2 separate regions of the Homo sapiens genome follow, and region 2 is linked to region 1. A link is an interaction called in ENCODE POLR2A ChIA-PET data of the cell type or tissue named here. Cell type or tissue: B cell. All regions are shown on one strand. Links, peaks and the distances in the headings refer to the core of each region. The heading gives the core; the rest is flanking DNA. Region 1 overlaps RIPOR2 (RHO family interacting cell polarization regulator 2). Region 2 has its middle 31 kb from the start of RIPOR2.

Evidence for each region. Peaks named below come from ENCODE experiments on the same cell type or tissue, not always from the same donor. Only the 100,000 strongest peaks of a DNase experiment are listed, where the experiment ranks them.
Region 2: POLR2A ChIA-PET joins it to region 1 with 7 read pairs; 7 of 35 experiments call an interaction of 5 or more read pairs at or near these places.

Annotation. Positions count from the first base shown.
Region 1 is chr6:24,838,931-24,843,325 of GRCh38, reverse strand. RIPOR2 (RHO family interacting cell polarization regulator 2) reads left to right here. Exons shown (of 22, transcript NM_001286445.3): 13 at 1-464; 14 at 4,054-4,235. Among named protein-coding and RNA genes, the nearest start is that of ARMH2, 42 kb to the right of the region's middle. In B cell, for the core only: no CTCF peak of the experiment used is centred there; no DNase peak of the experiment used is centred there; H3K27ac peaks cover 2,873 bases.
Region 2 is chr6:24,964,981-24,969,375 of GRCh38, reverse strand. It overlaps a transcript of RIPOR2 not described here. Among named protein-coding and RNA genes, the nearest start is that of RIPOR2, 31 kb to the right of the region's middle. In B cell, for the core only: no CTCF peak of the experiment used is centred there; no DNase peak of the experiment used is centred there.

The DNA.
Region 1 (4,395 bases), core at 69-4,068:
CCAGGAACTCCCTGGGAGAAGGCCAAGAGCCAAAGTCACACCTGAAGGAGGAAGACCCAGAGGAGCCCAGAAAACCTGCCTCGGCCCCATCTGAGGCTTGCCGCCGACAGTCCTCAGGTGCTGGGGCTGAGCACCTGTTCCTTGAGAATGATGTTGCAGAAGCACTTCTGCAAGAGTCTGAGGAGGCCTCTGAGCTCAAGCCTGTGGAACTGGACACTTCGGAAGGAAACATCACAAAGCAGCTGGTCAAGAGGCTCACATCTGCAGAGGTGCCAATGGCCACAGACAGGCTGCTCTCTGAGGGTTCTGTTGGTGGAGAATCTGAAGGCTGCAGATCCTTTCTAGATGGAAGCTTAGAGGATGCTTTTAATGGGCTTTTACTTGCATTAGAACCACATAAAGAGCAGTATAAAGAGTTTCAGGATCTGAACCAAGAAGTCATGAATTTGGATGATATTCTAAAAGTAAGTACCTTTTCAGAGAAATTGGATTAGGTTTGGAGAGAGGTGTCCTAAGCCAACATTCTATTTAAGATGAGGTATCATTTAAAAAAAAAATCCTGTCCAATCACAGGATTAATAGCTCATCATCATTTTAAATGGCACTAATATGCCAGTAGTGCATATTAAGTTTTATTTTCCAAACAACAGATCAACTTATCTAAATTGATTAGGATTTAAACAAAGAGCTCTAGAGAATGTTGAAATTCCCCCAGTCCCCAAGTTAATCATTTTAATCCCATATGTGAAGTAGAGGCACTTTGATGATTACAGTCTCACAGGCGTTACTGGATAGGATCCCTCTCAGGGGGTCGGGAAAGCAGGGAGCCCTTTGCCTGGTTGGAGTCAGAGTTATCCGTCCCATTGTGAGAGCCATGAGCCACTGCCTGCTGGAGGAGACTACCTGCTCTCACAATTGGTCCAAATAACCAAGTCAGAATCTCAGATTAATCATCAGCAAAATAATCATCCATTCTACTCTAGAGCGGGAGATCTACAGACTCTCCAGGGATACCCTCAATCCATAGGGATCAGACAGCCCAGGATGGAGGTGGGAGGGTAAGATGAGAAGGATGATTTCCTCGCAGGCGGGAGGTCCTGATAATGAGATCATTATTGCTGCATCAGAATGTATCTGTCTCCACCTGCATACAGATTAATTTTTTAAAAAACACTGCACAAGAAGACAGATTTGAATTGTTGTCCCAAATCTCACTGCTACTTCTTGTATTCTTTGCTGCTCTGATTTATATTGTCATATAAAAGAAAAGAGAACTCAGATCCTTTTTCTTAAAAGAGCAGTTCTTTGGGGACCTGGTCTGTAAAAAGGCTTGAAAGTAAGGTTGCAGGGGCAAGCCGAGAACCAACCCACAGAAAGCTGTTGCATCCCTTTCTAAGACTGTTTTCCTGGCTGGGCATGGTGGCTCACACCTGTAATCCCAGCATGTTGGAAGGCCAAGGCGGGCAGATGACTTGAGCCCAGGAGTTAGAGACCAGACCGGGCAACATGATGAAATCCCATCTCTACAAAAAATACAAAAATTAGCTGGGCATGGTGGCACACACCTGTAGTCCCAACTACTAGGGAGGCTGAGGTGGAAGAATCGCTTGAGCCAAGGAGGCAGAGGTTGTAGTGAGCCGAGATCACGTCACTGCACTCCAGCCTGGGTGAAAAAGTGAGACCCTGTCTCAAAAAAAAAAAAAAAAAATATGGTGATTGTTTTTATATGTAGCCTGCCCAGTGGCATCTGAAACTACATTTCCAAGGCTTTTTGACCATCTTATCCTTCTCTACTCAGTCTTGCTGACCTAACTCTGTAGGAGATTTGTGCCCCAGGCAGATGATAATTCAGGTCCTGACTCTCCAGGTCCTCAAATGCTCATGACAGATAGTTCAGTTGATGGCATAGCCTCCGAGAAACAGAAGGGCACTCTGAATCTACTTTCTGTAAAATATCAGTTCAAAACCATCAGCTCAGGGCTTGTATATGCAGGCTGCTTGTCTGGTATTCTACTAAACACCTATCTTTTCTGCAAAGTTGACCAGCTTTGCTTTGTGGGCAAAAGGTATTCATTTCAAAGAGCTAAGACACAAATTGATGCCATCTAAAGTGAATTCCTTAGAGAAATCCAGTAGTGATAGCAGCTCCCATTCCAGGCATCTAGGGTGATGGTAAGTAGCTCAATCCACAGGAAACACTAAGCATTATTAAAAACTGGTGATCAGAGACTTCTTTCCAGAGTATTATTTCAGTCTGCTGTTGTTCCAAAATTGTCCTGCTACTAAAATCCTCAACTGCCCCTTTCTTTGTCATGACCAATATTTAAACACATCTGTACTGTACAAGATAAAATTGTGCAGACACCTTGCTTAGGAAAAAAGACCCTAGAAGTAGGTGAAGTCAAGACCGACTCCCTGTCTCCCCCTGAGACTGCTGAAAACATCACTAGTGAGTGTGTTTAGGTCTGGGGCAAATGGCTTTGTATCCAGCCAGAATTAAAGCATCAGCTGGACAAAGCTTTCTCTTTTCTCCCTCCTTCACATTCCTAGGATGCTAAACACCTTGACGATCAGAAACTAAATGGTGCTGCCTCTTGGACGGAGATCACTGAGGGTGAATGAGACAACTGTGATTTAAAAGACCGAAAGACGTTTTCCCATGTGCTTTTGTGCCATCTTGAGTGTCAGAGACAGATCCCTGCAAGGCCCTTCCTACCTTGCGCTAAGAAATCAGCAAGGAGTGTCACCTAACTGGATGGAGGACATTTAGTGCTTCTAACTTGCAGAATTTGTCCCATTCGACCCACCCCAGCATCCTCTTGAATATTTGGAAATACTTCTCTCCAACTCTGTGCCCATAGCAACTGGCATTGTTTTGCTTGTAATGTTTCTGCATGTGGCCAGCATTATAGAATGCTCCAGGCCAGAGAATGGGATTGCTCCCATGATGCCAGGGCCTGGTCAGGGAAGTGGTGGGACTTGTTCCCTTTGAGGCAGAGCTCCAGAGGAAGCAGGGCTGCTTCTTGTCATGCCCAAGGCATTCATTCTTTCCTCAGTCCTCAGAGGAAAAATTATATGCTGTGAGCAGGTGCGGTGGCTCATGCCTGTAATCCCAACACTTTGGGAAGCCCAGGATTGCTGGAGCCCAAGAGTTCAAGACCGGTATGGTCAACATAGGGAGACCCTGTCTCTGCAATAAAAGAAAAAAATTAGCCTGGTGTGGTGGCACATGCCTGTGGTCTCAGCTACCTGGGAGGCTAAGGTGAGAGGATTGCTTAAGCCCGGGAGATTGAGGCTGCAGTGAGCTGTGATCACACCACTGCACTCCAGCCTGAGTGACAGAGCAAGACCTTGTCTCAAAAAAAAAAAAAAAAAAAAAAAAAAAAAAAAGATGCAGGGCTTCTTACCTAGGGAACATGGGCTAGGTGAATTTGAACCACTTCCTGTTTCTGGGATTTGTTTTGTTAGTCCTTTAGAGCAGATGCCTTAGATAGCTAGCGCCTTTTGTAAAACACCGAAGACATTGCCACTTGGAATTAGAGATTGGTCAGTATTCAGCATTGACTCACTGACTTAAAATTTGTCTGCTTGTGGTATTTTATTTTGGGGTGAGCACTAGGCAGAGGGATATAGCAGTTCTGTTTCCCAAGGCTTTGTGGTTGACATGGTTTTGTTTTTTGTTTTTTTTGTTTTTTTTCAACTTTTTGTTATAAAAATTTCAAACAGAAGTAGAGAAGATCCTCTAATGGATCCCAGTGTGCCCATCCCTCAACCTCCTCAGTGATCAACTCATGGCCAATCTTGTTTCCTATTCTTCAACCTGCTGACTTCCCTCTGGATTCTTCTGCAACCAGTCCCAGATATTGTGCCATTTTATCCATGGTTGTACTTCTTTTTTGGATATAAAGATTTTTAAATGCATTTTTTAAATGCTAACAAAAAATAAAAACTTGAAACAAAAAAAAAAGTGTGGCATCTCCAATTGAGCATCGTGTGTCTGGTTTCTCTTTCCGGATATGTTGATGTTCTCCCTGGTGCCTTCTGCCTTTACAGTGCAAGCCAGCAGTAAGCCGCAGCAGGTCTTCCAGTTTAAGTCTCACAGTTGAAAGTGCTTTAGAAAGCTTTGATTTCCTGAACACCTCTGATTTTGACGAGGAGGAGGATGGTGATGAGGTTTGTAATGTTGGCGGAGGTGCTGACTCAGTATTTTCAGACACTGAGACTGAGAAACACAGGTAAGTCTGAAGTTAGTGTCTCCTTATATTTCTCCTGTCACAGCTGATACAGTAGTTCTTTGTTACTGTCAGAGGGGACCTGGTACACATTTCCAGGAAGATAAAACTCTCCACATGAGTGACCAGTTGGCTTACAGTTCCTTTTTATTGTCAAGTGCAA
Region 2 (4,395 bases), core at 177-4,176, 130 kb before region 1:
TTGTTAAATGGCAAATTCTGATTCTCACCCACAGTGGCTCAACAGGAATGGGCCTGAGAGTCTGCATTTCTAAGTTTACCAGGTGATCAGATATTGCTGTTCCTTGGACCACTCTGAATAGCGAGTCCCAAATCGGTGGTTCTCACCTGGAATAACAGTAACGGCATCACCCCAGAGCACATACAAAATGCAAATTCCCAGGCCTCCTCCCAGGACTACTGGGTGGGGCGCAAAGATCTGTGGTTTAACAAGACCTCGAGGTGATTCTGATGCAAGCTAAACTTTAAGAACCACTGCCCTAGAATACCTAAGGGCTTTTTCACAAGCACTTTATATCGCTTGTCTAATGATGGGAAGGTGGTTGAAAGTCATGAAAAAAGGGAAAAGCAAATGAGGTGATTAAACGGGCCACCTACAGAGGCAGCCAGGAGTCACAGGCACTGCCTCTGAAAGGTGTAGCCAGTTCAGTATAGGTCAGGCAACCAGCAACATGATGTCACGCAGGGTTTCTATTGACAGTTTGGGCTGCATAATTCTTTGGTGCTGAAGACTGTACTGTGCATTGTAGGACATTTAGCAGCAGCAGGCCAGGGACTGAAGTGAGGCCAGGAAGATGCTAGGGCACAGAATTTAAGGAATGACTCACTCTCAGGGTCCTGCAAGTGTAGGCTTGGCATGTGCGTGATTCTGAATGTGCCCTCCTAAAATCCCTCATCCTAGTCCAGATACTGTTTAGCAGCATCCTTGGCCTCTACCTATTAGATGCCAGTGGCAACCTCTCATCATCCCCCTCTGCAATTTTTGACAATTGCCTCCAGACATTGCCAGATGTCCCCTGGGGAGCAAGGTTGTCCCAGCTAAGAACCGCTGGTTAGTGGAAAGCACAGGATTAGTTGCAGACTCAAGTTCTAATCCACAGGTGGTCCAACTGGAGACTGGGTATACACGGGGCGTCCACTCAGCAGGGAGTGACACCAGCAGGAGTGAATGTAGAAAATACCCCAAAGGTGCTTCCAGAAGTGGAGGGGTCCTCTCTGACCTCTTAATGGCAGCAATATCTCAAATCATTGTCAGATAGAGGAAAGGCAGTCAAGGCCCTCATTTGAAAGATGGTATCGAGAGGTCAAAGTGCAACATATAAAAGTTAACTGCATATAAGATTGGTGTCTTGGCTGGGTGCAGTGGCTCATGCCTGTAATCTCAGCACTTTCGGAGGCTGAGGCGGGCAGATCATCTGAGGTCAGGAGTTTGAGACCAGCCTGGCCAACATGGGGACACCCCATCTCTATTAAAAATAGAGCCAGGTGTGGTGACACGTGCCTGTAATCCCAGCTACTTGGGAGGCTGAGGCAGAAGAATCATTCAAACCTGGGAGGCGGAGGTTGCAGTGAGCTGAGATCACGCCACTACACTCCAGCCTGGGTGACAGAGCGAGACTCCATCTAAAAAAAAAAAAAAAAAAAAAAGATTGAGATCTTGCAGCCAAGACAGGTGGTCCATGGTCTCAGGTCTGAAGACCTGGGCTCTGATCACAACTCAAGTCCCAGATACTTAGTCTGTAAGTCATATAACTTTTCTTACACCTCAGTTTCCTCATCCACAAAGGAAAATAATGAGAATGCCTATCTTTCAAGGCTATTTTGAGGATTAAATTAGATCATGTATTATTACACAGGAAAACAACTAATATATTCTTTAATTCATCCTGTAACTTCTGCCCTAATGGAAGCTTTATGCTGGTTAGGAGAGGGACCAATTATATGTTATAAACAGATCCTTGGATTTCTCAGGTACAGTCATATGGGAAATGCACCCAGGGCATGTCAGAAGGCCTGAGTTGCAGGGACCTCTTGGCTTCTCACCAGCTGTGTGATCTTGATCACCCTTGCCAGCTCTCAATTTCCTCATCAACGAAATGAAGAGATTGGAACAGATGGTACCAAGGCCCTGCTTCCTTCCACCATACTGTGATTCTGTGCATGGTGGCAGTAGATAACACATCTTTATCCTTTATACTGTACTTGGACAATATCTTGGACCAAACTTCCCCCAACATGCTTCTTCTTATTCACCAGTTCCACACATCCACATAGTCTCCTTCAAATTCACATGCCCAGAGTCCTGTGAAAATGAGCTCACATGATTTCTCAAGCCATGACATGCTCCTTCCCAAGACAGAGTTCTGAGGTTCCATAATGATAAGAATGGTTTAGGCTCTGTTAGCTTTCTTCAAAGCCTTCTTCAAAGATTGACTCACTAGCCCTTCTAATTATGTACCAGTTCCCAATGGGGAGACACTCCTTTGGTCAGTAACTCAAATAAATCTGTAGAACCAAGTAGGGGGAAGACATTCTGTCCGTGTCCGCACTGCCTCCAGGATATTGAAAGAAAGTGGTTGATTTGAAGTAGCTTCACCTCTGTACAGCTCCTGAGACCACCTTGAAGGACTTGCCATAAAGAAAGAAACTAATATCTATGGAGTTCTTATCATATAGCGGATACTCTGCCTTTTAATCCTCTTCGAAGGATAATAGCATAAATATATATTTAATTAGATACAAATTCTTTGCATGGTCAAGTACAGCACAGAGACTTCACTAAGCTCATCACCTGTCCTTATTCTCCCCCTGGCTGCTAATGTGGGTTCACATGGCAGTGCTGTACCTTGGATCATGCCTCACTCTCCATTGTCCTTCCCATTTAGACAGAAATAAACACAAGGATGAGCCTCCCACATAACATGACTTCATCATGCATAATTGTTGGAATGAAAACCTCCTGGTTGCATATCTGCACAATGCCAATGATTACAGTGATTAAATCAATCAAGCCCAATTTCATAATCCTCAAGTGTATAATTTCCCGACTCGGCAGGGACCCAACACGTGGCATCCCAGCTGTCTGATATAGGAATCAAAAACGCAGTATTAAAGAAAACATTTTGGGGAGGGAGGCTAGGTAATTTTGTAAACTTAATATCATATTAATAAGAATGATGAAACACAATACTATTCCATGAAAATTATGTATTATGATAGTAAAATATCTAGTGATAGCCATAGTTATCTAAGAAGCTTTATGAGATGCATTCTGTGCTTCTGCAGAGAGCTTGATGGTAATCTGTCCATCTGATGTATGTGCTGGTTGATGCTTCTGGGGTTACAGGTTGAGATCTTTAAGCTTCATAAAGTGAGGACAGGCTCAGATGGGAAGCATGGTCCACAGCTTCTGTTCCTTCTCTATAGCTAAAGAGAAGAAATTGTACCAGAGCCAAAGGAGGAAAAAGATTATATATCCTCTTTCATGCTTTTCACCCAATCTCATTCTGTTTTTCTAATAAAGCAATCATTTAATTCCCTGCTGCAGTTGGTTTTGTACATGTTTCAGAGTCCTCAGTTCATTGTGTTGTGATCATCTGAGATCCTCCAAATTAGAGTTTGAAACTCTTGCAATACAGAAGAAACAAATTTGTCCATAGTTGTATCTACCATGTGATGAGTACGTTTGAAAGTTACTGAGATGGAGCACATGGAAGGGCCTATACAATGGCTCTTGAAATTCAATTTCTAGACTTAGGTGTAAATAAAAATAGTGTTTTCATTATAATAATTCATTAGCTACACATTTGTTTTGTGTATAGCTTTTCTTTTTCTAGATTTTATTTCCGATAAAATGTTTTTTAAAAAAATCATTGATCTGCAAACAATTGTAAAAGAAACTATGTGTAGTCGGGAAAGACCCACAAAGACTTCAGGCATCATGTAATTAAATTATCAGACACAGACTATAAGATGGTCATGTTTAATATGTTTAAAGAAATACGCAAGTTTGAAAATATGTGCAGGAAACCAAGAACTATATAAAACAAACAAGCAAACTTCAAAAAGAATGAAGTAGTACTTCTGGAAATGAAAAATAAAGTAACAGAATTAAAACTTTGCCAGGTGTGGTGGCTCATGCCTATAATCCCAGCACTTTGGGAGGCAGAGGTGAGAGGATTGTTTGAGGCCAGGAGTTCAAGACCAGCCTGGGCAACATGGTGAAACCCTGTTTCTATAAAAAGTACAAAAGTTTGTTGAGTGTAGTAGTGTGCACCTGTAGTCCTAGCTACTCATGAAGCTGTGGTGGGAGGATCTCTTGAGCTTGGGAGGTGGAGGCTGCAGTAATTGTACCACTGTGCTCTAGCCTGGGCAACAGAGCAAGACCCTGTCTCCCAAAAATAAAATAAAAAAAATAAAAAATAAAAAAATGTAGCTCAGAGAGACAAAGAAATGGAAAATTGAAAGAAAGGTTAAAAGATATGGAAGATAGAGTAAAAAATAAAAGATGACAGAGCAAAGACAATATCCAAAATATATAAAGAACTCTCAAATCTTAGAAATAAGAACGTAAAAA